2 separate regions of the Homo sapiens genome follow, and region 1 is linked to region 2. A link is an interaction called in ENCODE POLR2A ChIA-PET data of the cell type or tissue named here. Cell type or tissue: GM12878. All regions are shown on one strand. Each heading gives the region's core, and the rest is flanking DNA. Links, peaks and the distances in the headings are about the cores only. Region 1 overlaps DNM3 (dynamin 3). Region 2 overlaps DNM3 (dynamin 3).

The links. Peaks named below come from ENCODE experiments on the same cell type or tissue, not always from the same donor. Only the 100,000 strongest peaks of a DNase experiment are listed, where the experiment ranks them.
Region 1: POLR2A ChIA-PET joins it to region 2 with 11 read pairs; 20 of 35 experiments call an interaction of 5 or more read pairs at or near these places.

The regions. Positions count from the first base shown.
Region 1 is chr1:172,384,676-172,401,250 of GRCh38, reverse strand. It overlaps DNM3 (dynamin 3), which reads right to left. Exons shown (of 21, transcript NM_015569.5): 19 at 13,892-14,118; 20 at 12,442-12,678. It overlaps LOC102724528 (a long non-coding RNA gene), which reads left to right. Exons shown (of 3, transcript XR_001738294.3): 2 at 1,335-1,432; 3 at 6,841-7,500. Among named protein-coding and RNA genes, the nearest start is that of C1orf105, 28 kb to the left of the region's middle. In GM12878, for the core only: no CTCF peak of the experiment used is centred there; DNase peaks (open chromatin) are centred at 6,980, 10,037, 10,290 and 10,672; H3K4me3 peaks cover 1,842 bases; H3K27ac peaks cover 7,774 bases.
Region 2 is chr1:172,333,695-172,350,269 of GRCh38, reverse strand. The region is part of intron 17 of DNM3 (dynamin 3); the gene reads right to left. Among named protein-coding and RNA genes, the nearest start is that of C1orf105, 79 kb to the left of the region's middle. RefSeq lists an enhancer at 7,497-7,606. In GM12878, for the core only: no CTCF peak of the experiment used is centred there; DNase peaks (open chromatin) are centred at 4,882, 6,695, 7,489, 11,724 and 1 weaker place; H3K4me3 peaks cover 1,277 bases; H3K27ac peaks cover 8,000 bases.

The DNA of each region.
Region 1 (16,575 bases), core at 3,312-11,311, 51 kb before region 2:
ACTCAGGCAAGCTTTTCAATAGAATAGAACAAGAAAGTGTGTTTAAGTTGGTTTTTAAAATAAGTATCGGGCTAGTTTCAAAATAAATTTTGATTGAGGCTTGCAAGTCAATTCATTTTATATTCCTTCATCCCCTCAGTAAGCCCTACTTATGTACTAGGTACTGTGTTAAGAGGTAGAGATACAGAAATAAAGAGTCACTGCCCTGAAGAAGTTTCTTGTTGAGATGGAGAGAGACAAGTTAACTATGACCACAGTAGGATTATGCTAAAATTTTTGCTTCAGGAGTTTCAGAAACATCTGGAGTCCTAGCTTAGAGTTGGAAGGAGGCTAGGAGGTTGGAAGGACTTCCAGAAAGTACGGAAAGTTAAGGGGACTAGCATTCCAGGAATAGGAAAGGTATGTGCAAAGGAAAGAAAGCCAGAAAGTACTGAAGTTTGAGAAATCAAGGGTTGTCTTATTCTTTATCACAAATACCAAATGACTTGTTTTGTCCCAAGTCCTAATAAAGTCATGAAACAGGTAACATGAAGGATTTTTAGTTGTATTAAAATATGATTTCTAAAAAGCATTACTTTCCGAGATTAACTTTTAAGTATTTTGGCCTTTGTACTATATCATTGAGATTATAAACTTGGGGGAGGAAAGAGCTAAAAGAAACGCAGAGAAGCAGAAGGCAAGAGGGATACAGTGTGAGAAAGCATGCAGAGAAAGGAAGTGGTTTTACAGAGATTTACAAGTGATTTTTTTTCCTTTGCTCCTTCCTTTCCTCCTTTTCTCCTGTCCTGCCCCTTCCCTCCTTCCCTCCTTTCCTGCCCCTTCCCTCCTTCCCTCCTTTCTTCCTATCTCCCTTCTATCCCCCCTCCTTTCTCTCTTATTCCTAAAGAGACCTCCAGAAACTTATGTGCTGTAGAAACCTACTCCCACTGATGGTGAATGGGGTAAACCTTTTTCTGACCCTTCTCGTCACTCCCACTTCAGGCACCAGGAGAGGGAGAGGCCAACTGCCACCATTTAGGGGAAGGAGGAGGCAGAAAGGAGGTGCTGAGAACTAGCTACTGGGCGAGGCAAGTGTCCGCTTCTGAGAAGGAGGAGGAAATCAGGAGGAAGAAGGAAAAAGAAGAAAGGATAGGGAGGAAAAAGGCAACACTTCGAATCTCTGTATGACTGCACAATTCATTTCTGCTTTGGGAAGATAGAAAAGACTTTTTGTCCCTTTCTGAGAGGGAGCAAGAACCTTTCAAGCATGGGGATGTGACTTGGGGTAACTATGTAACTAGAAATACTCACAGAAAAATAACCTTTCCTTTTCCTTTTTTTTTTTTTAACAACAGCAAAAAAAAAGAGCATGAGGAATTTGAAGACTGAGAGATGAGTTGTGTAGCACCAACATTTTCTTTCTGCCTGACCTTCATACCTGATGAATTAAAAGGTCAGTTTTAAGTGCACCACATGATAGGCTTCTGTCACTTCTATTAGCCCAGGTGGTAAATATGAAGAAAAAGAATTACCATTTATTAATCGTCCCAGTTATTTTTTTTTAAATCCAGCAGGAGGAGCTCTAACATGCTTTAGAGCTCAAATTTTAAAAACAAAATTTTTTAAAGCAAACAGAGAAAAACAGAGAGGCATTGTGCTTTGCAGGCTGCCATGTCAGTGAACAAATATGTGACTAAGTCCAATTAAATGCTTCGTGAGAAGCCAAGGAAGCCAAGCAATGACACTCGTGGAGACAGAACGGCCCACATTTCCTCCCTTCCACGAGCCTCCTCTTTCTGATGCAGTTAAGATGGGACTGGTCTGCAGTATTAGCTCTTACAAAAGAGGGAGCAAAAGGATGATTTCTGGGCAAGACTAGATGTAATTCTTTTCCTCTGAACATGTCATATTGTTTCTAAATGAGTCTTTGACACTGGCTCAAGAATTTGAAACGCCTTGAAAAACAGAATTTTCATTGTTGGTTGAAGGCACTATGAAACTCCTAAAGGTTCAGTCGCTTCTACTCAGCGGCTTGTCAGACGCTTTTTTTAAATGAGAGAAATGCTGTGTTTGTAAAAATTGGTGCTAAAAGGGTAAAGAATAATATGTCCCCTGGGCCATGTAAAGAGTCTGCAGAAAGAATTAGGGCTTTCTAACATACACACATAAACTGGAACACAAAGAATTTACTCAGGAACAGTGAGGAGTATATGAATTTAACAGTTATGGGATTTTTAGGGTAAGCCTTTCCATTTTGGACAGTGTTGTAGGGGTGGAATGGATGAGTAGGCATATAAGATGATCAGAATTACTTAACATGAAGGAAATTTTCAACCAATCCGTTTTAATCTCTTGCCAACAAGAAGTCAAACTTTTGTTTTACACCTTAATGGTACACCCACATTTTAAATTTTTATACAAGCTCCTACAGAAACTTTAACTAGACCAATTCAGACCAAAAGTCACTAAATAAAGCTAGTCTAGACGGAAAATCTATGAAAACCATATGTCTTTTAGGCATCTGTCTTACAAAAACTACCATCATCCTGGAGAAATTGTTCACAAAATATGCTTTTAGGAAAACACTGCTGTACTGACCATGGAGGCTGTACGTAAGAAGATGGCTGGACTTGGAAAGAGTAAAGCCAAAATGTTTATAAATGAAAGGCTCTCATTTTCACATACATCTAACTGCCTGTAAACATTACTGAAAGGATGGGCCAAGCAGATATCATTTACCTTACCATTATTCTAGAAGAGATCAAAAAAGTTTACAGTTTTGTTCCTCCTCACTACTACAGAACATTAGACCAGGGGATCTCAAAGCAACTCTGTTCTCACCCACAGAGAACTATTTTGAATAATGTTGTACGTGGATGAGGCCAATAAACCAGAACATTTTCTTCTGATTATTACCTCATCCTGCTGGCCTGCCAAACACAGCTAGCAGGCAAGTGTTTGATATAAGTAACTAGAGGAAGACTGTTCTGTATAATTGGGCGTAGGGATCATCTGAGAAACAAGGGAAATCAGAAGGACTAGAGTGCAATGACAATGCAGTAAAGAGGAATATTCTCAAATCTTGCTTTTCCAATTCAACATTGCTTTCTGAGCTAAAGACAATGGTCAGTGCTACCTTCAGTATTCTAGGTACATAATGTTTCACCTTAAAATGCATTTTAATTTTAATAAGTGGTAAGCAATCCACAGAAAAGAAATATAAATGCAAACTTTGCAATAAAAATAACATTCTAACTGAAAACTGTGAATATCAATGGAGCCTATGAAAGTATTTATGAACTGCAAAGATAACTTGTAATCCTCTAGAATATTTTACTGAAACTTATTTTTCTGCAGGAAGGGAGACTTTGGAACAATTCAGTAGCAATAATTATTGGCATGAGTAACTCCATGCGTTTTTCAGTCACCTAGAAGATCGTGACTGAACAATATACATCAAATAGCCACATATGGCAAAAAGGTCCTAAGTTAGAAGAGGAAAATACCAGGAAAAAAAAAATGAAATCTATAAGATGTAATCAGTTATACACCAAAGTTTTAAGCAAACACCAGAAACACTATTTCAATGGGTTTATTCAAAGATATTGTGCTTTAAAATGAATTTTCAATGTAAGTATGAGTTTTCATGCATTAATTATTAAGATAGTGATGGAGTAATTTAGAGTGTTTGAAATATTAAAATGAATCAAGCAATTATATCAATATCCTTCATTAAAGATTCCCGAACTGAACTGTAGAACACTTAAGTAAGCTAATCACAGTCTACTGATGAGTCACAGGGGTTTTTCTGGTCCATTCATCTTAGTCCTAAGTGGTACTATTGTTAGAGCTAAAACTATAAGTCTGCTTTCATACAAATCATACGCAGAGCACAGATTTTATTTTGACTTTAGACCCAGGTATTTGGCGGGAAATTACTGCAGTGGTTTTTCTGTTTAACACATTTACTAATGTTTCCTTAATTTTTCCACCCCAAAGGGCAATAATTAAGGTGGAATTTGCCTCACATGAAGTTTTATTATTTTAGTTATTAAAATAGTTTCCAACACTACTGAGAAGCAAAAAGCAATTCTCGTTGTTTTAAGAAGTAAGTAGACATTTTCCTCAGTTCTTACAGCTTTTCCTCAGTGAATGGTATTATAGCGAGAGCAGTGGGGCAGACTTTCTGGTGTAGGCCCTTGAGCATGATACTACTTAAGGGTAGATTTACTTAAGGGAACAATTTCATTCACTCTTAAAATTGGCTTTGAGAATAATGCTAATATAAACTTAAAAAAATACACATGGTACAGAATGTATCTTACATAAATACCCATTCCTGAGTGGAATAATTTCATTGCAGACTCTCTGGACTGCGAAATGCCTTTAAAAGTCTTTCTCATCTCCTATTCTCATAAGAGGTCTCATTCTAGATGAGATATATACTAATCTTTTGAGATAAATGAAATACTGCAAATGAATGTTATATATTTAAATATACAGACGAACAGTAAATTTAGATAATGTTACCTCATGAAAATCTGAAACTAAATACTGGTAATATTTACATGATGGAAGCAAGTGGTATATTTGATTGTAAAATAAGACCATTCCCAAGTCATATTTAAAGCAGCATAATGCCTTCTCATGCTGTCTTATTTTCTCTTAGTTTCAAAATTACCATAGAAGCTGAGGGATTCTCCTGTGGTGGTGTATTTAGTTGTGGCTATCCAGACTTTTAGCTTATTCTCTCTCTTAGTTAGTCCATTAGCCCTTCTACCAAAGAAGCAGGGAAGGAATGGGGCTTATTTCTAAATTTCATATCAACTTGCACATTTAAGAAGAGTGCTTATACCTTTTCCTGTTTTCTAATGTTTAAATTAATTCCCAATAGGAGAAAAAGTTGATTTTATGAACATTTGGAATTTTACATGTCTCTAAGCAACTGAAGTTAGGAAGACCCTACCTTGCTATGGATTATGAGTGACTGCGAATTTTGCTACTTGCCATTTTGACTTAACATATTTTCAGGTCCTTGGGTAGAATTTATTCTTTCTATGATTCACATGAGCTGATAACTTCGACCAGAAAACAGGAGTGGGCATTTCCTAGTGCTTATGGGAATAGTTAAAAAATAATTCAAGAAATTAGAGTGTTTGCTATTTGTGGTTTTGCCTATTGCGTGGCTGTGATGCCTGAAAAGCAGTCACAGGGCAAAAAGTGCCATGAGGAGACGGCGCAAATACCTAGCGGCTTTAGACTTCTTGCCTTGTGTAGGAATTCTTTCTTGGTCAGAGTTGCCATGGGATCTAAACTTGATGTAAATACTTAATGTGGCATCAATGCACATGTAAATTCTATCATCAAATCTAGTGCCTTTCAACACTGCCCTCCCATCCCCCACATTTAAAATACTGGCCACACCAACAGTGTAACAGTCTTTTGGCGACAGCATTTGGTAAGCCAGATGGATTTAATTTGGCAACTTAAGGGTGTAAATATATGTTTAGATTCAGGGGTTCCCCCCGACAACACTTACAATACATTGGCAATGGTAAGCTAAAGGATTTCAATGTCGAGTGTTTTAAAATTCTCCCTTTGAGCAGCAATGAAGTTATGACAGGCAAGCAAAAGCCATCAAACTCTCAGCTAAATCCTCAATGTTTTTCTTACATTGCTGGAGGTAGGCATTTAAGGCATGTTTCTGAGTGAAAGATGAAGCATTTACATTTTCATTTTTAATTTCCTGGCTCTTATTGGCTAAAGCAACTCTAGTAAACGTTATTTAAATTTTGCTTCTAGGCCTGGTGTGGTGGCTCATGGCTGTAATCCCAGCACTCTGGGAGGCTGTGGTGGGTGGATCACCTGAGGTCAGGAGTTTGAGACCAACCTGGGCAACATGGTGAAACCCTATCTCTACTCAAAATACAAAAATTAGCTGGATGTGGTGGTGCACGCCTGTAATCCCAGCTACTCAGGAGGCTGAGGCAGGAGAATCGCTTGAAGCCAGGAGGCAGGGGTTGCAGTGAGCCGAGACCACGCCACTGCACTCCAGCCTGGGTGATAGAGACTCCGCCTCAAAAAAAAAAAAAAAAAAATTGCTTCTGATCTTTCACAGAAAGAAGGAAGAAGTTCCCCAGCAGTCCTTTCTTCTAATTTGTTGCTTGGATAAAATTTAGAGGTGAAAGAGCTATGAGCAATGTCATGCCATGAATCGTTGACGTCGTTAAAACAAGAAATAACAAGAACTGTCTGAATGTGAAGGTTTCCCTGTAAAAATCATTCTTTTCTTACAAGTGAGGGAAACAACGAAGTGCAGTGATGAAATAGAAGTACTAGCTTGTGTGTCATCTACAAATCTGTATCTGCTTACACTGGGCAAAACTTTTTTTTTTAAACCCCCCTTTCTTTGAGCTAACATTAACTTGTATATAGGAATATTCAGCAGATTCCAACTGGTGACAATTTGCTACTGACTGGTTGCAGGAAGAATAATAATCCTCTACTGTGCATTTTTCACTGGCCAGTGGCTTCTCTGCCAGACTCCTGTCTTGGCTGTTTTCCTCTATCAGTCAGGTGAAACTCAGGGCAGGGCTTGGTCCCCTGAAACTCAGGAAGGCTTTCCCTGCAATGGCTGAAGCTTCAACAATTTAGAGCCCCAAAGAGAACAATGACAGAGCTATTTGCTATTATTTGTCATGGGATGTGGAAGCAGTTGTGTTTGGTTAGCTTAATGCCAGTTACCACTGGGCTAACAGCAGCATATTGTTATATTTACTGCTGCTGTCTGCATTTATGTTACTTGTACTTTGCCTTATGTAGATCCTTTCTTATTTTCCTTTTCCTTTTACCCTCTTACAGCATAGGATGTTTGGAAGAGTGAGATAGGGGACACATTGAAAACAGAGAGGCAATCTGAAGGCTACCTTGACGCATCTGCAAAGCTCCCAGATTCTGACTTTCACAAGACTTGCTTTCTGTTTCTGGGCCTCGCCTAAACAGACTGCCAGTCATCCGAACCGTGGCAGGATGGAGATGTTTGTGTAAGGTAGACTCAAGTTTGCAAGACTCAAGAAGGAAACCACCAAACTAATTTTACTTTCACTTAAACCAGATTGAAACCAAGACTTGAAGAATTAAAAACTTTGACATTAACCATTGATTCACTCCAATGAAATAATTGTGTTATAGCCAGAATCATGGTGAAATTGGAACAAGGCTTTTGATGGGATTTTTAATTGAGGGACTTATATTAAATTGGATATTTTCTTTAATGAACAGCATGTGGCCAAAATTCTATTTTCATTAAAGTATATTAAGCATCATGACAACTCATATTAAACCTGCAACAAATGATTAATGACATTTAGAGACTTCAAATGTCATGAGACACCTTAAATATTAAGAATCAAAAAGAACACCTCAAAGTTGTTTCTATTCTTAGTAATTATGCTTAAAAAAACATCTTTCCTTGCTTTGAAAGCCAGTTGCTAAAAATAAAAACTGTTCCATGAAAAATCACAATGCCCAATGATAAATTTATGTATTTGTTTTTTAAAGGGGGAGGATGGTGAGAAAAATAGAAAGCTCCTGGCTGACATCAGAGGTCACAAGATGAGTTCCTCATTTGTCCAAATGACATTCAGCTGCTAAAAGAAGTCAGACTTTTAGAGGGCTGTTGAAAAGACAGTAAGTCAGGAGGTTTTCAGTACATGACTGCAGGGGAATCAGACACAGGCTAGTCACTTAAGTTGCTTAATTGTCCGTGTACCCTTAGCCCACGACTTCAGGGCTCAGCAGCTTCATCCTTCATGGCACCAAACCTTGACGTAAGGGATTCAAAGACACACTCATAAGAATCGTGAATTTGTCCTCATGCAAAATTTGGGGGACTGGCTACAAAACCGAAACAAGGAGATCGTATCCCTAAGTGAAAGGGACTTTATATTAATTGTCAGTTATAACAATATGTAAAATACATAAAAGAGATAGAGCACTGCAGGCCATCAAGGTCAAACATTTGAAACAGAATTAAACTAAATTATAAGGAGGATTAAATGGCTTTTGTCTTTGTAAAGAAAAGAATATGCATGCATTGATTGCCTATGTAGAAGGATTAATAAATCTTTTGGCATGGTCGATTTGTAATAAATTACTGAAAATGTGGGATTACAATGAAACTCTTAAAGTGTGCCACATAAGTCAAGGAAGCCACCTAAGTCATGGGATGGGCATGAGTGAGACACTCTGGAATAATCTTGATGCTACTCTGGGACTGCCCTTGCAGGGTGGGACATCAGCTTCACTAAGGGGCTCACCAGAGACTCCTTCAAGGGAGCATTTCTTGGTTTCCATATTGTGTTTATGTCATTTTGATGAGCTGGAGTAAAACCCAAATCCTTTCGAATGATTCAGTTTTGTCTTTTTAAAGAGAAACCATCATACTTGGTGAACAAGGGTGGTCAAAAAAAGTACTTGAATATTGAGTGATGAGGTTAAAAAAAAAAGTTTCTTCTTGCTTGGTTGGAGACCCTTCCTCCCACCCTTATCCCCTTTTGACTATTGCAAAATAGCTTAGTCCAAGGAAAGGGAAGAAGACAAATGAGTGAAATAATGCCAGAGTTCATTATTGCCAGGAAAAACACACTCGGATTCAGTGAATTTGTTCCGTTAATGTCAAAGACTGTGATTCCCAATTAACTAATTTTAAGAAGCTATATCTGAAAATAGTTACATCAGCTCTAAAGTTAATGTCTGATGAAGATCAGGATCTTCAATTAAGAGAATAGGAACCCTAAAGAGGTGGTGATGTCTGTTTAAGATCATCTTGTTAAGTAAATAAATACACACTGGATTGGATTTTCAAACAGCATTTAGCCCCTTCAGAGAAGTTGAGTGGAGGTGAGAGGGGAGGTGACAATCCAGATATTCTGGCAATAGAAAATGTTCCACAAATCACTGATTTGTGTATACTCAAGTTACCAATGACAGAAGCATACATACTAGTGAATCTCTTTGGGATAGAGATGCTTCTCTAGTTCAAGTGGAATTAATTAAAACAGGCATGTAGTTTGCAATATTTCCAGCTCCCTAACTGAAAGGCTCCATGCACATAAACCAGAACAGCTTGAGCAGCTGAGAAAAGCTGGGCCAAAAATGACTCCACCACCTCTCTCCTTCCTCTCCTTTTATATTGGAATGGAAAGATACAATAATATATATTTTTTAAAAGCAGAACACTCATGGTTTCTGTACAATTGCAAGTGTGCTTTGATTACCTTTGAATGGCGTTAACATAAAAGTATATATGCTCTTAAAAGTCAAGATCATAACTTGCTAATGAAGTCGTGAATTATCCAGAAGAAAACTATGCACAAGCCCATGCTGAATGGCAGAATCTCTTGTCTCTAAAAGTTCAGTTATTGCCTTTGTAATATTAAAGCCCAACAGGGAGCTGGCGGGACACCTTTTGTGCTGTCTTGTCATGTTATAGGTTTCTGGTTTCAGATACAAGAGGAGAAAGGACCCTTAAGAAAGTAAAAAACTTGAAAAAAAAAATCAAACTTCCTTCTCTGAAAACAAAGGGTTGTTTTCCCAGAGATGATGGATAATGGCATTTCAACTTTCTAAGTTTTTGATAGAGAAAATGGAGGCAAAGCACAGAGGGGAAATAGAATATATTAAACAAACAGAATAAGGTGAAGTTTCAACAAGCGCTTCTCTCAATTTCTTTCTTTCTCTCGTTCTCTCTTCCTTTCTTTTTTTGAAATCTTAAACCCCATTTCTGGCTTGTATTTGGTAGGATTCCTGCTCTGGCTTTTATTAAAAACAGACTTTATGTGGTCAGAACTCTCCATCTAAAGCTGGATTTAACAGGCATGGGGATCCTGACAGAGTCTTTCTTGCCCTCTCTCAGGTGACCACCCCTCCCCCAGCCCCCTTCCCCGGGATTTCCCTCCCAAAGCGCTGAACCAGCACAGAAACTTGAAGGCTCAGCACAAAACAACAAACTTTCCTCTTTTACCCTGTACTTTCATTTCTGTTTTAAATTTGGGACTCTTTGCATGGCCAGATCAAGTAAAGTCTGGTTCTAACTTGAGAGTATTCTAGAAATTTCAAATAAGGCAACTGTCATCCTATAAATTCCCTAATGTAGTCTCATTAAGCCCTGCTGCCCATGTGCCGGCCATCCAGCTCGGGCTACTCATTCTCATCCGGCTGCCTTGTTCGTGCGAGCTGGAAAATACTAACGGCAACTCCACCCTGCTTAACAAGTCAGCTTAGCATTCAAAAGTTGATTTTTCTGAAGGGTACTGGCAAGCTAGCTCATCTGAAACCCACAGGTAAAGCAGTCAAGCAAGCAGGCAGAACATGCATGTTCATTCCCCAGGACAGGCACCACCAGTTTGCTCTGGTTTTTTCTCACAGCTAGACAGACAAAAGTAGCTCCTGCATGGCACTCCAGCCTTCCCACTCTCAACTCTTCCTCTTCCAATGGCCTCAATACCTTCCTGGTACAATGGCAGACACTTTCCTAGTCAATTTGAGGTTTTCTAAAATAATAAATTGGATCTTGCTTGTAGCAAGGCTCAATGCGGAAATTCATGGTTTTACATGGAAGGGAATTCTTTTGAATACTACAGTGCAGTGGTTCTCACGTGGAGAGGAATTTTACTCCCCTAAGGGACATTGGGAGTGTCTACAGATATTTTTAGTGGTCACAACTGGGGACTGCAACTGAAATCTAGAGGGTAGAGGGGAGGGATGCTGCTAAACATCTTACAATACACAGGACAGCCCTCCACAACAAAAACGTCAGTACTGATGAGGCTGAAAAACCCTGGGGTCATGGTCAGGAAATGGCTTTGGAAGCAGACTGCATGGGATTAAAGTCCAGCTCCACTAGGGACTGGCTGAGCAGCCTTGGGCAAGCTGTTTAACCTCACTGCCTCATCTGTAAAATGTGGATAACAACCTATTTGTTGTGAGCTTTAAACAAAAATGTATATACAAAGTTCTTAGGGCAATGCCTAGTAATATTGAGGGCACAATAAATGTTGGCTATTGCTAGTACTGCTATTACTAGAAATTTAGCACCATTCCAAATAATTTATAAGCCAAGTCTATTGAATTTAGAGAAAAAAAATTGGATTGAGAGTGTGTATATATCCTCTTTGCTTAGGACCAAAATGATAACAGTGGTAACAACTGTAGTCTTTACAGTGTATCAAACTCTTTCAAATACCTCATGTCATATGATCTGGGGAACAACCTTATTGAGTTCTCCCTGTTTCATAGATAAAGAACTCCCGTCTCAGAGTTAAATGAGTTGCCCAAGACCTTCAGTAACCCAGGTCTTCTGACTGCAAATCTCCTGCCTATTCTTGCTGTACCACCCTCTGTGTACTAGCTTAAGATCCCCCTTCTTCTCTTCTCTTCATTACGCTTAACAACTTGAAGATTAAAATAAAACGTAAGTGCCATAATCAGTTGGCAAGGTGGCTCAGGCTTCAGGGATGGGTAGAAGTCACATCTGTTTTTATGGTTCATATACAGTCAGATATTCCTTCATGGAGTATATAAATATTTTAATTCTCTGAATTGAATTTTTTAAAAATTAACTTTATATATGGGCTAATTTTCTTTCCTCTTTATATTTCTGATTTTGAGGGGGAAAAAAACCTTAGTACTTTATACCTTAAAAATCTCTGATTCTATTCATTGTGTATATTTTGACTGTAAGTATATGAAGGTGAGACTACAGCTCCAACTATGTGTGTTTCTAGGTCCATTATTTATTAGCTATATTGTTTCACAATTAAGCCTGAAAATCCACTTATAATTGTCAACACGTATTATTCAGATGTACAATGATCTATCTTATATATGATTAGTGACTGTATACAACAATCATGCCTATATTAAAATTTCTATGTGTAGTTTTTAAAAAAACAATTGCAGATCAATCAGCCAGATTTATTCAGCCTATATGAAAATTGGTAAAATTGAGTATAAGGATCACAGTTCAGAAGGCAGATGGATAAAATTCTCTAAGTCAGTGGTTTTCAAGAATTCTTTTGATAATGGAGAAGGCAAGACTTTAGTCCATGGAACTCTCATGACCTATAGAACACACAGCTTGCTACAATCCTCCATAGCTCTTTTGTTTCAAAGCCCTCAAATTCTCCCAATAGCTGCCAAAATGTCATTCATTGGGACGGAGTGTTCTTTAGTCCTATTTAGTCTGTGCCAATTGATAAATGAGAAATTTCAATGATCACAAGTGATTTTTAAATGGCATAACAGGGTTGGCAATTTTCCTATAGTCTCTGTTCATTGTGAAAACTGCAAACACGTACGATAAGATCTTTGCAATTTTCTCTTTCAAATAAATTTTGTCTGTCATTCTATGAGAAGAGAACCAAGGCGCACTACCCCCCCAATTTCTGCTCCATGCCTTACCTTGGGACACTGGGCGGGGCCCTCGTAGGCCTAGATGGAACTTGTGGAGGGGCTCCGAAGGAGTCACTGCTGCTGGGGAAAGGAGGTAATGGGCCTGGACGGAATGGGACTGGAGGAGCCCCAGAGTGGGGGCCAGGAGAGGGAATGGCAGGAGCTGGTCCTCGGCCGGATGTGGGCCTTGCGAGGGGAGCACTTAGTGTTGGCCTCCTTTGGGTTGTGGGGCTTGGAGGAGGTGACCTGAGGAAAAAGAGAAATCATAGTTTGCTCACTCCTCCTTTCTGTCTGAATTAATCTCTAAAAATGTTTTGTAACTTCCTGCTTTTTAAAAATTATTTTTTGACTGAATAAGTCCAATTCATGTCATGAAAGTCAAAGGGATAAAAGGGTAAATGGAGAAAAGTAAGTTTTCCTCTCCCTACCCCTTCACTCTGTTGAAACAACTATAGAAGTTTCTTGTGCATCCTTTTTAACTGTATTCTACATTTGTATAAGTATATATTTTCTCTCTCTATATATAAATTGCTTTTCTGTATACCATAGAACACAGTCTTCTACAACCTCCTTTTTTTTTTCTTTGAGGCGGAGTCTCGCTCTGTCACCCAGGCTGGAGTGCAGTGGCGTGATCTCGGCTCACTGCAACCTCTGACTCCTGAATTCAAGCGATTCTCCTGCCTCAGCCTCCCGAGTAGCTGGGATCACAGGTGTGCGCCACCACCCCCAGCTAATTTTTGTATTTTTAGTAGGGACAGGGTTTCACTATGTTGGCCAGCCTGGTCTCAAACTCCTGACCTTAGGTGATCCGCTTGCCTCGGCCTCCCAAAGTGCTGGGAATACAGGCGTGAGCCACCGCGCCTGGCATACAACCTCCCTTTTTTTTAAAGCTTCCCGTTAACTGGATTATCTTTTCATTTTAGGACTTAATAGAACTGTCTTGTTCTTTTTAGTGACTATATAACATTCCATTGTGAGGATGCACTGTGCTGCATTTTTAAGGGAGTTAGTATAATCTGATCCTTACTCCTGAATGTAAATATCTTTTCCCCTTTTTCTGTAGGTCCATCTTGGTTTAGGAAAGCACTCTCAGAAAATGATATTGGACAAGCGTGGCAGGGCTCAGGGGTTGTGGGTGGGTCCATCTTCTTTTTTTTTTTTGAGACGGAGTCTTGCTCTGTCACCCAGGCTGGAGTGCAGTGCACGATCTCGGCTCACTGCAAGCTCTGCCTCCCGGGTTCACACCATTCTCCTGCCTCAGCCTCCCGAGTAGCTGGGACTACAGGCACCCGCCACCACGCCCGGCTAATTTTTTTTATGTTTTTAGTAGAGACAGGGTTTCACTATGTTCGCCAGGATGGTCTCGATCTCCTGACCTCGTGATCCGCCCGCCTCGGCCTCTCAAAGTGCTGGGATTACAGGAGCGAGCCACCGCACCCGGCCGGGGCCATCTTCTTACCTGCGAGAGTGCTGTATCCAGGAGTCATCCACTGGAGGGGGTGCCGGAGTGGACACGGTGGCTGTGCTGATGTCCCCAATTATCCCAAGGGCTTCTTTCAGTGCTTGATACATTCGAAGCATCTCATCCCGGCGCTGAGCCTGCTCAGCAGATTCCTCCATCAGGGTATTTTGGTCCTCTGAAGAATACAACTGTGCTAGGAGCTCGGAATTTATGAAATCTTTAACCTGTCAGATCACCACAGAGAAATAAAAATGGGAATAAATGAGTGACTGAGTGGAGGTAGAAACATGGCTGTGGCAGTCAGAGTCTGGACAAAGTCCACCAAAGTCCACCAAAGTCCACCCTGGGAAAAGTGAAGCACCAAGCGTCTGTTTACTTTTGTTTTGTCTCTATCCCCAGTACTGGTGACAGTAACAGTTTCCCTCTGTCTTTTGGCTGTCCACACTGAAGGATGATAGAGATGAGTAGAAGAAGGCCAAACCCAGCCATCACCAGAACAGGGCCTGCTGGCTTTGTGAGCATTTCACAATATTGTCTGGAGCTGTTTGGCTTATAGAAGAGGGAAGGTACTATGAGGTAAGAAGCAGTATTTTCAACAGAAAACAGTGATGTGAAGAAACCTATGTAATCACACGTTTTCCATTCCTTGGCATTCGCAGTCCTTTCCCTAGCTTTTACCAAAATCACTGGAAAATTATTGAGATGCCAAGTTTCAGTGTCGTCTCAAAAGTGAAATTAGCACCAGTAAGTGAATATTTATTAAATACAGAATCTTATATAACTATGCAGGTTGATTTATAAACAAGTGAAAGAGATGCACTCTGTTTTCCAGAAGTTTACAATAGAAGTTAGTTAACAGTGATGGGGACTGACATGAGGTTGCATAGTTAGCTAATATATAAAAACAAACTAAAGTATGAACACTATGTGGGAGTCTCAGGGGGAGGGGCATTTTGTTGCAGGATGAAAATGGAGAGGATGAATATGGTGCACAACACTGAGAGTGGGAACGCCAGCTACTGTATCTCATCAACTCTAAGACACCAGTGATTTTAAGAAACACTACTATCATATGTGCTGACTATTCAGACAAAAAAAAAATACCATCAATCAAACTTTGACAGGATGTCAAGATGCCATTGAGTATAAGATGCATCTTCATTTCAGAAATATTAAATAAAAAGAAGTGAATGTGAGAATCGATGAAGTATGGTATATACCAAGTGGCTTCATAAGTTATATGACAATTCTTATCACACACTGAAGAAACATGTATTAGTATTCCAGTTTTATAGATACAGAAACAAGTTCCAAGAATTTAAGTATCTTGTGCTAGGTCACACAGCATTCAGTTGAATCCATAACCTTCTGACTTGAAGTCCGGTGCCCATTCCCTTACCCCATTATCTCACTGTGATTGAGTGCTTAAAAAAGTAAATTTTTGTTTAAGTATCATTATTTTACAGTAGTGCAGCAATTAACTTAAGCCTAGTAAAAATAAGCCGTTTGAATTTTTCAGTTTCTCTGTTACATGAGAAAGCTAACTCTTATCTAGACTCATGAATATCTTTAAGAAAGGCCAAACGCAAGTATATATTTAATTGTTAAAAAATCAGGCAGATAACAGAACAGCTGTCAGATGCTCCAAATTTCTAGGATATGGTTAAATTTGTAATTCAGAGATGACAAGAACCTAAAACACATAGCTTCATTATGTTTTAAAGGCATCAAAACATGTAAATAATTCTACTAATCAAAAAATTCAGCTAAATCAAAGGTTTATTGTGGTGAAATAAAGTGTTTTCTGTACATATTTTGTAAACCAAGAGTGATTCAAAGGTGAAAGTAATCTAATACACAAGATGTATTTAGGAAACCCTCTGTGGAGTAGAGGTTTATGCACGATAGTTGTGGAAGGTAAGTTTGGCCAGGAATCCTGAGGCAGATGCGAAGGCCTTGAATGCCAAGGAAAAGTGTTTGAACTTTATTTGCTTGGCAATGAGGGGCCAGCGAAAGCGTTTAAGCAAGTAAGTGAAACAATAAAAGAGAGTTTTAGGAAAATTAATCTGGCTAACATTGAAAAAGACTTTGCAAGGGTGGTAGTGAAAATAAAGAAATCTGTTAGAAGGCTATTGTAGATCGTTCATAAGATGGTAAATGTTTCATTTAATAACGCAGTAGTATAAAAAATGGATACATACAATGACATTATAAGGGAATAATGAACTGAACTTGGTGCTGTTGGGATGTGAAGGGCAAGGAAGAAAGGAACAACCAAAGACATCTCAAGCATTGACATTTGGATGAGTAGGAGAATAGAAACTCAAACATCAGAAAAGAAAGTCAGATTTAGAGGGAAGGCAGCAAATTTGGCTTTAGGAATATTTCATTCCCTTCCTTACAGACGCATTCACTTCTAAATGTACTTGCAGGTATGCAGGGAATCATGGATATTTGCACAAATCTCCCACTGTTGGGTATGTATATGCAGTTGGATGCATGGTGCAATTCAAAACTCAAAACCAGACAATTTTCCTGGCATTGACCATTGGTTGGGTTAAGCTCTTTAGAAACTTTACATATTACTGGAATATCACTTAGAATCTATTAAATACAATTTAAAAGAAGATTCTTCCAAGAATAGATTTAAAGCAGAGCTGAATTAAGAATCAACTGTCAAA
Region 2 (16,575 bases), core at 3,773-11,772:
TTACTATGCCAAAAAGTCCTGAGGAAGGGCTGAAACTCCAAGTCAACTGCCACTAATCACCCAGAAGGTGACTTTCATTTATTATATTCTTTGTTGGAAAAAAATGATAACGTGATTAGTTAAAAGGATATATATGTATATGCCTAGTAGGCTTATCAGGATTGCATAATTTGAAAAAAGAACAGGCATTTTTATTTTCAGAAATCGATACCAATTTAGCATTTCCTATGTATTATGTGGGCACACATAGCACAGCATACATGTTTACCACTTTGGTATATTTCTTCTGACTCTCCTTCTGCTTCTTCTGGCCTTAGCATGAGTTTTCTATATACATGAGGGCTTGGTGCTTCTATGTTTTTAACCTCTTGCATTATAGTAATCCTCTTCACATATCATTGTATAAATAATATGATTTTTTACATAATCACTCAACCATATAATGACTTAATTCAGAATAATAAATCCTAAAGGCAAAAATAGTCTTTGGGCAAACTGATCCAATTAACATGTGGATTCTTTAGAAGCTTAGTGAACATTGTCTTCATTTATTTCATTCTAGTGAATTCAACTCAGGGGATGAAGTTTGGGAATTTTTAAAATCTCAATTTAGAAAATAGATATTTGATCATGTATTGCTATATTCACATTATCTTGAAATGAAATTCAGAACAGGATATTTTATAATTATTTTCTTATTAACATATGCTAAAATTAATAATAACTAGGTCCAAGACTATGTCAGATCACAATCAGTAGAATAAATAAAGATGGATCACTTATTCTTAGGCAAACTAGGAGACAAAATGAATTCCCTCTGACTATAAAAGCTGTCTCTGTACCTGCAAAGGATCTAATAATGGCAGCAGTAGTCACTTACTGAAAACTTTCAAGTGCCAGCGACTGAACTAATAGCTTTATGGATTTCATTTTCTCAGCTAATCATTTCGAGAATCCTCAAAAGGTGTGTTATTATCCCAGTTTACACATGAGGAAGTTGAGGTGCAAATGGATTTAGTAATTTTTCGAGTAAGTGTAATAGCAAGGATTCAAAACCCTAAAACCATTAGAAAATAGTCAGTATATAGCACTTTAAATGGATGAGCAAATGTGGTGTAGGAATCTGTAGAGCATCCAAGTGGGAAAGAAGCCTAGAGAAGTGCAAAGGAAAAACTAATATTCCTGGACATGTCTCTGAGGGCAATAACCCCTGACACTGGGGGTGGTGGTCTCAGAAGGTTGCCAGAGAAGGTGCTCTGTTTAGGACACCTTAGGTAATATAAATTACATTATTCGTTTACTGACAATGCTACTGGGAAGACGATGGGTCAGGTGGGACTGGCTGCACCTTTTCAGAATTTGAATTTACCATTTACTAACTTTTGAAATTGGGTAAATCATGTAATCTCTCCAAGCCTTAGTCTTTTCCACCACAAAATGGAAATAAGAACTCTAGCTCAGAAATATTTGTTATGATAACTGAATGAGATTTTTTTTAAAGCACCAGAACTATTCCTGGCACATATTTAGGAATTTAACAAATGCTAATTCCCTTGTCTCTTTTGTACCTAAATACATGTAAATTTTACCAAATTTTTCATATGTTAGGTAACACTAACTTTTCTTTTTATTGGGTTTCTTCTTTCCATTACTTTTTTGGTTTACATTTATTTCAGTACACAAAATACTCTGTACATAAATGTGTGAAAAATTTTGGTGGAGTATTAGAAGGAACATAGGCATAGGAATCAGAAGATATGGATCTGAATCCTGGCTCTACCACTCATCTGTTGAACGATATTGTACAGGTTAAACTAATCAGCAGTCCGTCTAATTCCACTCCTTTGTAGGTGACCTAGCTTTCTGGCTTCTTTTAGGATCTTTTTTTCTTTGGTGTTCTGTAGTTTCACTATGATGTGTCTTGTTGTTACTTATTATGTATCATTTCTTAAAAATCCTATTTGAGAATTGTTTTATTTCCTGATTCTAAGAATTGTTAGACTTCAACAATTTTAGAAAATTCTCAACCTCTCTCTCTCCTCCTACCTCCTCAATGTACTTTTAGTATACGGAATTGGATTAACTATAATCCTTGGTTCATGGCACACTTTCGTCTGCATCTGTTCATACAGTATCATGTAATACCATCTGCCAACTCAGCCCCCTGCCTCTCCCACTCAAAGTAACTATCAGTGAGAATAATTATCATTCCCTTACTTTCCTTTTATTATGGTTTTATTGCATCTATATTTAGTCTTAAAGAGTTATTTTTATCAGTTATTTTTAGTTTCATAAAAAAGAATATATTATATATAATTTTCTTTTACCTATATTGCCAATTCATGCATACCATTGAATGTACTGGAGTTCACTTGTTTGGGATGCTATATAATACTCCAATGTGTAAATATACTACAATTTACTAATTTGCCCTTCCACTAATGGCCATTTAGATTATTTCCAGGTTTTTCACTATTACAAACAGTGCTGTTATGAACGTTCTGTTAGTCGTCTTTGAATACTGTGTTTCCCCATTCTACTATTTCCTTCTAGAACTTTGATTAGAACATGTTAGAACTCATCTAACACAATCTGTGATCTCAATCCTTTTCTTTCGGATTTTATTCTGGCTTGGACTTTATTCTGGTCAGTGTATTCATATCACTACAGATTTTCCAGTTTACTAATTCTCTGTTCAGCTATATCTAATCTGATTCCTTGACACTTTTAATTGAATTTTTCATTGCAGTGATTATATTTTATTTCTAGAAGTCATTCCCCCAATCTGCTTGATCTTTTCTTCTCATACTTAAAGCCTCTTTATTTCTAAACATATTAAACAACTTTTTATTTCTGTACCTAGTAACTCCAAAATTGTAAATATCTCATCTCTGAAGGTCTGATTTCACAGCCTGTTGTTTCTCCTATTCTCAGTAGTGGTTTATTTCCTATGTCCTTCCTTCCTTTGTTCTTTGTAAGCTATTCATTTTCCTTAGAACTCTATCTTGGGGAGTTAAGGCCTGGGTCGAATTTGCATTTTTACAGAGAGGAAATAATTTTTTTTGGCGGGGGGGGCTTCTGCTAGTTCCTCTGAGGGTGGTACTAACCCAGGAAAATTAAATTCTGTACTTGAGGTTTGAGATGCTCAAACACACATGTAGTGTGAATTCAGACCTTACATTCAAATGGGGGCAAACTTGTGGCTATGCAGTTTAAAGGCAGATCACCACCCATCACTCCCCTTTTATTTAGTGCCAAGGTCAATACAATATAATTTCCTGGCTGCATTCTTCTGGACATTGGTTTTATTTTTAGTATATTCTTAGACCAGGATACAGTTTTTTCCAGTCCCAGCCTGTGTGACAGGCTCCTGTTAGGAGTCTTTGGAACTTGGAATGTACTAAGCTTTACACCTGTTTGCCAGGCATTATTTGGCCACCATGATGGAGGCACAAGATCTCAAAAATTTGGGTGAAATCCTCAGGATGGAAACCAGTGCTTTAGTTTCCTGCTTTCGTGTCATTTTCTGGCTTCTATGGATTCTTTCCTTTTAATTCATTTTGGTAGTGCATTTAATACAAATTTGATCTATTTTCTTCATCATTTAAACTATAAATATGTGTATATGTCCATGAGGGTGTCTGATTTGTCCTTCTGTTTAAAACAGAAGTCTGTCTATCCCAATTTCAACATTTATTACCTATTGCAACAGTATCTTAGTCGTCAGTCCTACATCCTAATATACTTACTCACTCCTAGTATAACACTCTTACTAAAATATAAAGATGATCCCATGTTTAAATGTCTTCACTGATTCCACAGTGCTCTTCAGATAAAGTCTTCCAGCCCTTGGCATACAAGGCCCAGCACGATTTGCTCTCTGTCTACCTCCCTGGCCCCTCAGTCTTCACTGTACACCTTCACATGCACTTCATGCAGCCATAGCTATGGACCTTCAGTTACGCCAATAAACTCTCATTTCTCTGAATTTTTACTTATACTGTTACTCTGTCTGGGATGCATTCTCTTTTCCATAGCTTTCTTCCTGATTCTTACTTTTGAAGTGACCATTCAAAAGTCACTTTCTCTTCAAAGCATTTGCTAATCTACATCTTTTTCTTTCTTTCTTTTTTTTTTTTTTTTTTTTGAGACGGAGTCTCGCTCTGTCGCCCAGGCTGGAATGCAGTGGCACGATCTCGGCTCACTGCAAGCTCCGCCTCCCAGGTTCACGCCATTCTCCTGCCTCAGCCTCCTGAGTAACTGGGACTACAACCACGCCCACAAGCACGCCCGGCTAATTTTTTTGTATTTTTAGTAGAGACTGGGTTTCACTGCGTTAGCCAGGACGGTCTCGATTTCCTGACCTCGTGATCCGCCCGGCTGCTAATCTACATCTTTGCTTGTTAGGAAAATGTAATTTAGGTACCTCTCATCTCCACCTCCTAACATAACGATGATAGCAGTTATGTTACAAGGTGATATGAAATTATTTTCTTATCAGTCTCCCCCTAAACTGGGAACCCTGGGAACAGGGACTATTTCATGCCCAGAATCAAGCATGATGCTGGACACATGGAAGGTGCTAACTAAATGTCTATATAATGAATAAGTAAATCAAGTGGCACAAATACACTTAAAAGTCAGGTATTTGATAAAGAAGACTTGTTCTAATGGATAACAGTGTGTGTGCATATGTGTATGTATGTATATGTATGTGTGATTTAGATTATCTGCTCTTTAAAATTATGCAGAATTTTTGACTTCACATCAATAAAAAGAATGAGAACTACTTTCCATTTTGATGTGCTTGACTTTGGAGCCAAATTAATAAGGAGAGAAGGGAGTAGTTCACTTAGGAAGCCCTTCATTCTCACTTGGCTGAGAACTGTTTTGTCTTCCAACATTATTGTCTCTAATATAATCAGTTTCCCTTTCTGAAGAAACCTCAAATAAGAAAGCAAGACACAGCTGAGAAAATATGTTTTGAGAACTAAATATTTTTAACTGTGATGAAACTAAAGCTTTTTGTTTAATTCCTTTCTATGAAATGAGAAACAGAAACTCTCAACTAACTGTTAGGGTTTCAGGCTAATGCCTCTGAACTTTCGAGAAAGACAATTCTTATTCCCTCTATGATTATAATTATGTTTTCTTTTCCAAGCTATATTTTAAAAGAATGCCAGTTTAGAGAAAAACTCTAGGCACATCTGATGTGGACATGAGACCCTACATATTAATGATCAACAGATAGAATAAAACTTTTATAAGGCTATAAAATATGAAGTATTCTGAAAGCTTTTGGTACTAGTATGCTTAATGGAATACAATTAATAGAATGCTTCTTTAGAAAAACACATTTTGTGATTTTTTTTGTGAGCACATGTACACATATACATGTATGTTGGTAATGGAATATAGAATTCTGATGGCTATTTTTCTTCAAAATTCAAATCAACCATTAATATTTTGAAGTGATTCCTCGTCTATTTCGAGTTTGAGCTGAGTCTCATCATAAAACACTGTGAGAAAGGAAACAAACTGCATAGATTCCATTTGGCAAATCAGAGGCCTGTAGATCTGACTGTGGTTCAGCCGCTGGCGCCATCAGTTCGGCTCCAAATCAAAAGCTGTGGAAGGAGGTAATTAGCAGGGACTCTAGACCACTCAGTTGGCAACAGCAGGCTTCTTATAGCCACTGGGAAAGTGGGTGGGAAGGGGTTCAGAAATATTCTGTAAAACAACATTTCTCCTTCAGAATAGAAGATTGCAATTATAGGGCCATTTTCGTGGGGAAAAAGCCAACTTTAACGCTTGTTTTAACACATTTGTGAAGGTGTCAATATTTAAAGAGAAAGTTCAGCCACTACCAAGGGAAATAATTACAGCCTCTAGTTCAATAAGAAGACGAGAATAGAAGACAATACCTTCTAACCCACTCACAACAGTAAAAGGGTAACATAACCTGGGCAGAGCAACCACTCACAATTCTTGGCAAAATATGGTTGCAATTCCTCATCCCATTAATTCCAGCAGAAATTAAACCAATGAGAGGCATTTTTTGCCAACGCAATGAAAATATAATTATGTAAGTCACTTTCAGAGGATGAAGTCCTCTGAATCTTGCCTGGCCGGGCTGTTGATTTTTCAAACTTGAGTGCTCAATGGAAAGAAATTGGCTACATTCGAGCTGCTCAATTTGGCTGTAGACGTGATCATTTACAGATGAAGGCAAAGCAGCCCTGAAGTGAACAGAAGATGAGAAGACTGCGTTCCAAATTGACCAGCTGAAGGAAAGTTTATATTTTAAAAAAACAATTACTTGGTCAGTGACTCATGGGGAAAGAATTCTTAAGCTTTCTTCAGGGAAACCCCAGTAAATAACATGTAAAAATAAAATGGAGATGGTGTTATCTGTTTGGTTGAGCCGTTCAGTTCACATAATAAACCTTTTGGCAAAAAAAAGGACCATTCTGAACACGATTATTCTCTCCGGGAAATCCCCAAACAGTAAGAACTACTGTGGCTTCCTTAAAATTTTACAGAATATTTTGTATCTCAGACTTGCATGTGAAATAAAAACTTGGAAGAAATATGGGAAAAAATCTGCTTTTTGTTATAGGGTTGAGGATTTTTCAGCTGGCTGCTTCTATGATTCACACTGCACTCGACTCCTCTGAAACTCAAAACCACATATCATAAAAAGCAACATGGGCTCGAGTTAGTCTTCCTGCTTTGTCCCTAGGAGAACTGACTGCTCTAAGTATGCCCCACAAGACACACAAGAGAAATGAATGAAAAGTTATCGGCCTGCATCAATTTACTGGAATATGGTGTAAATCATATACTTTAAAGGACAGCTGGAATTTTACTTTTTTTTTTTAAAGTGGATTTCACTGACATAATCTATAACAGTTTCAGTTCCTCTCTTTTTAATTAGTAAAAGCTTTTGGAATTTTGTTGTTTTTAGTCTCTAAGAACATCGCAAGAAAAAAAGGTTGAGAAAATATGTTATAAATGATTAAAGAAAGCCCTGCTTGCTGGTGCTAGGAATAGTTAAAGCTTCTCTATTCCCCAACCCCCTGCCCAGAATGCTTTGTTAAAGCCACACGGTGTCTAATCAGCATGTCTTTAGATTATTTTATGTTAATTGAAATTATGGTTAGTCTTAGAGGTTAATGTATACATGCACATGTGGCTTCAAAGCCTTCCCAAATTACTGGCTTAGCTCCTTCGCCTTAGGGAGGCCTGATCTGTGATAAAACTGACCGCATTAAACCAAGTTTATTGCTATGGAGTTTAACATAATGGAGAAAATATATTTTGCAGGTTTCTTTAAGAATTCCCCATTCTAAAACGCTCTCTTAGGATCCCTCAAAAAAGGTAAGAAAAAAAGAGGAAATGTAAAAGGGAAGGACAAAGAAACTGACTCATATCAGAAACAATAGCTTTACAGATTACTAAGAAGCAATGGAGAAGGCAAAGAACAAGACTGTCATAGATTGTGACTTCTACAACATGTTTACTTTTTTTTCCCTTTAACTTTTATTTTAGGTTCAGGGGTACACATGCAAGTTTGTTACATAGGTAAGCTCATGTCATGGGGGTTTGGTGTACCAACAATAGGTATTTTTCTGATCCTTTCTCTCCTCCCACTCTCCACCCTCAAATAGGCCCCAGTGTCTGTTGTTTCTCTCCTTGGGTCACTTGTTCTCATTATTTGACTCTCACTTATAAATGAAAACATGTAATATTTGGTTTTCTGTTCCTGTGTTCATTTGCTAACGATAATGGTCTCTAGCTTCATCCATGTTGCTGCAAAGGACATAATCTTGTTCTTTTTAATGGCCGCAGAGTATTTTATGGTGTATATATACTACATTTTCTTTATCTAGTCTACCACTGATGAGCATTTAGGTTAATTCCATATCTTTGCTATCATGAATAGTGCTGCAAGGAACATATGCATGCATGTGTCCTTATGGTAGAACAATTTATATTCCTTTGGGCCTGTAACCAATAATGGAATTGCTGGGTCAAATTGTAATTCTGTTTTTATTCTTTGAGGAAACGCCACACTGCTTTCCACAATGGTTGAACTAATTTACATTCCCACCATCAGTGTATGAACATTCCCTTTTCTCTGCAACCTCGCCACCATCTGCTATTTTTTTATTTTTTTAATAGTAGCCATACTGACTGGTATGAGATGCTATCTCATTTTGGTTTTGATTTGAATTTCTCTTCTCTAATGATTAGTGATGTTGAACATTTTTTCATATGCTTATTGGCTGGATGTATCTTCTTTTGAGAAGTGTCTGTGTGTGTCCTTTGTGTACTTTTTAATGGGATTGTTTGGTTTTTGCTTGTAAATTTGTTTAAGAAGTTCCTTATAGACACTGGTTTGGTTTTATTGCAATTGCTTTTGGCGTCTTCGTCAGGAAATATTTGCAAATTCCTATGTCCAGAATGGTATCGCCTAAGTTATCTTCCAGGGTTTTTATACTTATAGATTTTACATTTAGGTCTTTAATCCATCTTGAGTTAATTTTCGTTTATGGTGAAAGAAGGGGCCCAATTTCAATCTTCTGCATATAGCTAGCCAGTTATCCTAGGTCCAGTTAGGGAATAGGGAGTCCTTTCCCCAATGCTTTTATCAGCTTTGTTGAAAATTAGATGGCTGAAGGTGTGCAGCATTATTTCTGGGCTCTCTATTCTGTTCCATTAGTCTATACGTCTGTTTTTGTACCAGTACAATGCCGTTTTGATGACTGTAGCCCTGCAGTATAGCTTGAAGTTGGGTAACATGATGCATCCAGCTTTATTCTTTTTGCTTAGGATGGCCTTGGCTATTCAGGATCATTTTTGGTTTATCTGAATTTTATACTAGATTTTTCCAATTCTGTGAAGAATACTACTGGTAGTTTAATAGGAATAGCATTGAGTCTACAAATTGCTTTAGGCAGTATGGCCATTTTAATGATATTGATTATTCCTATCCATAAGTATGGAATTTGCTTCCATTTTCTTGTGTCATCTCTGATTCCTTTTAGCAGTGTTTTGTAATTCTCATTGTAGAGATCTTTCACCTCCCTGGTTAGTTGTATTCCTAGGTATTTTATTCTTTTTGTGGCAGCTGTGAATGGGATTGATTTCCTGATTTGGCTCTTGGCTTGGATGTTGTTGGTGTGGGAATACTGATTTTTGTATGTTGATTTTGTATCCTGAAACTTTGCTGAAGTTGCTTATCAGCTCAAGGAGCTTTTGGGCAGAGACTATGGGGTTTACTAGGCATTGATGGCACATATTTCAATAATAAGAGCCATCTCTGACCAACCCACAGTCAACAACATACTGAATGGACAAAAGCTGGAAGCACTTCCCTGAAAACCAGCAGAAGACAAGAATGCCCTCTCTCCCAACTCCTATTCAACACAGTATTGGAAGTCTTGGCCAGAGCTATCAGGCAAGAGAAAGAAATAAAAGATATCCAAATAGGAAGAGGAAGTCATACTGTCCCTGTTTGCAGATGACATAATTCTGAAAACCCCATAGTCTATCTAGAAAACACCATAGTCTCTGCTTCCCCCTTCCCCAACTGAAATGTCTCATTGCATTGATTTAGTGAAGGGAAATTCTACTCCATGAATCAATGAAATGTGCTTAACACAATTTATTCTAATTTATTCTTCACTTTGTGTCATGAAGATCGTAAAGTTCATAGTGAATGCACCATGTTTGTCAGTGACCCATCAGGAAAAGCTCCTAAGAATGGTCAGCATAAACCTCAATGGTGATCTTGTAAAGCAGACCAGTGGGAGCTAGGCAGGGGACCAGTATGGGAGACAGAAACTGAAGTTAGGACCAGCTATGCGGACCAAGTAGTGCTTCTCCTATGGAAACAGAAACTGAGACCAGCAATGGGGACAGAGCGGTGCTGCTTCCATGGAGTAGAGGCTGTCAACCTACATTTATAATACAAGGGAATATGTTGACCTACATCTGATTCTGATTACATCCTAAATTCCCAGAAGGAATCTAACCCAAAAGATTGGGAAGGGGCACAGTTTTCATTTGCATCATCATCTATTCCTTAAAACTCTCCTTGGTTCAGGTCCTTGCCACCTCTCTCCTTAAATACTATGACTCTCCTTGGCTCTCCTTAACTAGTACTACTTCTGGCTCCCACTAAATCCATTCTTCATACAGCTGCTAGATTGCACAATCTAAAACACCACTCTGACCTTTCATAGCTTCTTGATGGCACTGGATGAAGTATACTATCTTTAGTGATTGGACTCCTTGCCTATTGTCCAGGCATATGTCCCACCACACCTGACCTCACAAATCAGGTGTCATGCATTATGACCCAGTGAACCCTGAGCACACCTTTCTATCACCCTCTATTGTAAACTTCTGTTCTATAGTGAGCTCCTTAAGAACAGAAATCATGACTGACTTAGTAATCTTTTATTCTTAGCACCTAGCAGGTGCTCAATAAAAAATTGTTGAACAGAACTGATGTGAGGTGAGAGAAGCAATAAATGACATCAAACTCCAACAGGCAGGACAAGCAGGGAGGATATATGAAAGACGGTGGGCTTGTAGGCTTCTTTCACATATCAACTGGGAGGTGACTCAGGAAGATCTAGGCAGACACACTGAATCCCCAAGCTGGGGGAAGATTCGGAATCTGTTGCCCTAAAATATAGCTAAACACCAAGTGTTTGTTACACCTCTGGGTGCTTTGGCCCGTAAGCATAGCATGACAAAATCTATTTCAAACTGCACGATTTTGAGGAGCCCTTGGTTCCCAAACAGGTGACTGACTGGCTAATGCTGATAATGAGGCCAGGGCAAGGGCAAAGGTGTTTGACAGAGATGAGGTTGCTAAGGTGATATGAGCTAATGTGAATGTTCTAGAAACATATTGGTGAGAAAATAAACAGAAATAAAAAGGTAACACAGTTTGAAGTTGGGTAAAAATTTTCAAGAACAGCATTTTCATGGTGCTTCCTTCCCCCAAGTGTGGCAGATGCAAGCATTCAATACACTGAGAAGTCAGGAATGAAATTTAGTTAGAGGTAGACTGTAAAATAATCCCAAGAGGAAAAGCTTTTTACACATTGAAAAGCAACAACTTAACATATCAAAATACGACCAAATATTTCACAGTGAGATGTTCCCCCCAACTTTTCTTCAATAGTAATCAAACTTTCTTTTTTATTTAGAAAACCAAATGTCAATGAACATCATGATCAAGAGAAACTGTGAATACACCTTTGAACAAGTTAATATTATTTAGTAGAATAATTCTAAAAAGCAAGAATGTTAAAAGAAAGAAAACTAAAACTATACACCTGCACAAACAAACTTTCTACTATTTACGTGTGTCAAGTTCAGATGCACTTTCATTCTGGATTTAAAACCATAATGAAGGATTGATTATACACTTAGGTTCATCTGAAAAACTCCCTGAAAGTTTTCAGAGCTACTTAGCAGAAAAGTACAAAGAGATATGGTAATGACTTCTTTGAACAAACAAATATACAGAAAAGAGTGAGTTAATATGAGCTCTCAGGGCGCACCTGGTGGGCTGTGGCTGCTCTGATCCTGTGCCACAGAGAAATGCACTAGGCTTCTCTATATCATCCTTCCAGCCTGGGGATTGCCAACAGTCGTTTTCAATGAGGAAATGGAATGACTCCCCACCATCAGTGTTAAAGCTGTGAACAGAATCCATTCACAGGCTCCTAAGCTACTGGAAAAATGATTTGCTATTGCTCACAGCTGACAGGGACTTGGGAAGGATGTGATTCGAAAGCTGAATTTCTGGTAAACCCAGACTTAGGGCATGATTCTCACTATTACATCAATGTGCTTCACAGTAAAATCAAAGGCTATGGGTTTAAAAATTCTCCTCAATGGTAACGGAAGGAAAATAGTCATAGCTTTTGTAATTTACACTCTGGCTGCTGTTAGTACCTAGCACAGTAATTTCAAAACTTTAGAGGTTATCAAAATTACTCTGGCAGTTTGTTTAAAATGAATACTCCCAGGCGGGGTGCAGTGGCTCACGCCTGTAATCCCAGCACTTTGGGAGGCTGAGGCAGGTGGATCACCAGGTCAGGAGTTCGAGACCAGCCTGGCCAACATGATGAAACCCCGTCTCTACTAAAAATACAAAAATCAGCCGGGCTTGGTGGCGGGCGCCTGTGGTCCCAGCTACTTGGGAGGCTGAGGCATGAGAATCGCTTGAACCTGGGAGGTGGAGGTTGCAGTGAGCCAAGATTGCACCATTGCACTCCAGCCTAGGGGACAAAAGCCAGACTCTGTCTCAAAATAATAAAATAAAATAAAATAAAATAAAATAAAATAAAATAAAATAAAATAAAATAAAATAAAAATAAAATAAAATAAAATAAAATAAAATGAATACTCCCAAGCCATATTCCCAGATATTCCAATTCAGAAGACTTGGGATTAGCCCAGGAGTTTGCATTTTTAATTAGCAACTTGGCTATGTCTGATGCAAGGCAGATGGCCCACTTTGAGAAAACTTGAGCTAGTGGACACTCATGGTCTCTTCCCTATTCTTCAACAGTGTTCCCAACTGAACATTGATACTATTCTACAAGATGGTGACAGGTGTGATTTTCTTAAAAAGTGTGTTATTTGATCAAATAAATTCAGGAATTACGGTGTTAAAAACTTTTACATGTTTCTTTATCCCTGTTTTTCTCAAATACTTTAAAATGCTAATATACTTTGTGTATCACCAGAAGGGAGATGCAGAACACAATGTAACTTAAATGTTTTGGATAATGGAATCTTCTTCTCTTCTTTTTAAATAGTCTGAGCATACTTTGGGAAGCACTGCTATAGAGAATGTTCATCTAAGAAAATATAACAGCAGAGAACGACTGAGATGTGTAATCTGTAATCTCTGTGGAACTGGTTTAGTAGTAGGGTATATGAAAATACAGTGTTTAGGGAAGACTGGAATAAGATGCCAGGCCACAAACAAATTCTGAATGTAAAAGCCAGGCCATAAATAACTCAGCAATAGGTAGCCCTAATGATGCCTATCAGGGCCTTATTAAATAGTAAAGTCCTTGGTAAATGGTAAGCTTGGAAAAGGGGTGATATTTGGAGAATGAGGATAACATTGGGAGTCAGAAAAACTATTGGTTCCAGAATCACAGAAGGCACTTTGACAAAGATGAAAACATCATGCAAGTACAAAAAATAATGATAGCCGATACATTGGAAGATAGCCAATACATTTTGAGAATTAAGTTTGTTCCTTGCACTATTCTACATATTTCACAAATATTAACTCATTTAGTCCTCGTGAGGTAGATTGTCATCAAGCTCCATTTAATGAATGAGGAGAGAGGATCAGAGTCACTTGCACAAAGTCACCCAACTAGTTAGCAGCAGAGCTGGGATTTGAGCTCTGACTGGCACTTTAAAACTCTGCATTCCCTTATCCCTCTAATTAGAGTCAATAGGTGTGCAGTTGCAGTTAAAGAAGACTATCTGAGAGGAGGGACTTTTTTTTTTTTTTTTAAAGGTAAAGACACGATCAAACTGCCAAGGATTAAATAAGAAGGTAAAAGAAAACATTGTAGGCTGTGATTAGGTAAGATATCAGGAATGTGAACCAGCTCTAGATTTAAGGAAAGTAAACTGATGACATGAATCAAAACTTTATAATTTGTAGTAATAATTTTTAAAAATGTAATATATAAATTATAAAATTTATATATATAAATTATAATTATAGAAAACCTTTAATTGTGTATTTCCTGTGACACTTTTCTCTTCTATAAATCTACCCTAAGGAAATAATCAGAAATGTAGATGAGAAATTATGCATAAAGATGTTTATTCTAAATTTGTATACAATAATAAATTAGGTTGAAATTGAGTATAAACATTAGAAAGTGCATTAACGCTAGACTTAACCCTGGGTTTAATCAAATCCTGATGCGTTCACTTATTAGATGTGTGACCTTTGGCCAGTTTGCTAACTTTGCTAAGCTTCATGCTCTTTCTCTCTAAAATGGAGATTCTCAACAGCAGTACTACTGACATTTTAGACGGATCATTCTTTGTGTGGGGGGCTGTCCTGTGCCTTATAGGGTGTTTAGCAGCATCTCTGGCCTATACCCACTAGATAGTAGCACCCCCAACCCGGCTGTGACAATCAAATATGTCTTTAGACATTGCTAAATTCAAGCTAAAATGTGGATGTTTACCACTCTCAGATGTGATATTTGTATTCTCTTTCCCTTCTTTTTTTGACTTTTTGACTTCAACTTTTATTTTGGATTCAGGGGGTAAACGTGCAGGTTTGTTACATGAGTATATTATGTGATGCTGAGGTTTGGGGTCCAAATGATCCTGTCACCCAGGTACTGAGCATAGTACCCAAAAAGTAATTTTTCAGTCCACGTCCCCTCTTTCCCTCCCCTATCCAGTAGTCCCCAGTGTCTACTGTTGTCTTCTGTATATCCATGTGTACTCAGTGTTTAGCTCCCACTTATAAGTGAGAACATGTGGTATTTGGTTTTCTGTTTCTGTGTTAATTTGATTAGGATGATAGCCTCCAGCTGCATCCATGTTGCTGCAAAGGACATGATGTCACTCTTTTTTATGGCCACATGGTATTCCATGGCATATATGGACAAAGAAAATGTGGTATGCCATTGATAGGCACCTAGGTTGATTCCATATCTTCTTTCTATTTGTGAATAATGCTGCAATGAACATATGAAAGCATGTGTCTTGTATTCTATAAATAATATTATACATTTTATGCTTTTTTATACTTCTATAATTCATCATAATTATAACCCTCTCAGCACTTCACATGAATTGGAAATGTAAAATTTTTAATAGCTTTCATAAGACTTGGCTTCTATCATTGATTTCAGTAATTTTGTCATATTTGAAGAAAATCAAAGTGTAAAAGTTTATGCCTTTATCCCCGAAAAACTCTACCTCTAAATGGGCTGAGCAAATTGATGTGGATAGCTGAATCTTTGGGTTTAGCTTCGACTGTCTTATCTGTATAAAAGTGACTTTAAAAAAATCTTGATTGGCAGACAATTCATTGCATACCCTGGTCAAAAAAGTTTCTGCTTGACAATCCATGAGTCAAGTTATTGGGCCACATGGAAAGGAAAGAATTATGATTTTAAGGTTGGAAAATTAGAAAAGTTTTTCCTGATAAAGACTCAGATTTTAACTGTTCCTTACTGAGTCTATTTTTGTATCTTGTTCTCTTGCTCAAATACAGAAATATTTTACTTTTTTCTGTTTTTGTGGAATTCCAATTTTGAAACAGGCTTTTAGAGGAAGCACATAAAAGTTACCCAAATTTATAAAAATTAGTTTTTTTTTATTTAGTGAAAGACATATGTTCACAAAAAAGTGTGGGTTAAGGCAATTCTTTGTAACATGCACAGTCCTTGACCAAGTAGGCAAGCCCAAGTATGAAAATCTGTTTGGTTATTATCATACTTCCTAAGGCAAACCAGCAAATCAAAGGGCAGGGAATATATTTTTCATATGAAGCAGTTACTGCTGAAACATGGTGGAAAGTGTGGACTGCATGTAGCCAGAGTCTGCAGGCTGAACAGATTCCCCTTCTTCATCCAATCCTAAGTGAATTGGGCTCCATTAATGAAGGACACAGGTCCAAATCTTCATAGGCTGTTTGGGTATAGGAGTATCTTGTATACTTATTTTAAGTGAGATCAGGGTTTATCATTTTTGACACTATTGACACATTTGATGGGATAATTCTTTGTTGTAGAGGATGTCCTGTGCATCATAGGATGTTCAGCGGCACCTCTGGCTTCAACCCACTAAATGCCAGTTGTAACTTCCCATTCTGACAATCAAAAATGTCTTCAGACATTACCAAAAGTTCCCTGGAGAGAAAAATCACCCCTGGTTGAGAATCACTGGTCTATGTGGAAACAATATATAGACAGTCTCCAATTTATGATGGCTCCACTTAAATTTTTTGACTTTAAGATAGTATAAAAGTGGTATCCATTCAGTACACTCTCCTATTTATGATGGGTTTGTTGGGAAGTAACTGCATTATAAGTCAAGGTGAATCTGTGTATTTTTTCGGTTTCTTAATTGGGGGATTAATTGTGGTGACAGAACTATTTCGAAAAGCTGATCCTTTCTTAAGGCTCTATTTTGCTCTTTGATCTTTAGTTAAGATTTTATTTTTGACCTAATCCCTAGAAGTGTCACCAACTCTCTTTAAAGCCCTTGTGATATAAAATGAGAAAATTTATGAGACTAATGGCTAATTACGTCAAAGAAGAAAATTAAAATGTCTCAATCAGAACTTTTCTTCAATTCATAGTCAATAATATTTTATGTTGAAGAATGTGTGTTGTCATTATGCAAAGCTGGTCTTTAATATCCTTTTGTTTCACAATTAGATATCCCTAAATAATATTAGCCTTTTCTATTTTAGGGATAACTCAGTTAGTTGGGATGCAACTGAATATATTTTCTGAACCCTTATTTAAATATTATTGTTTT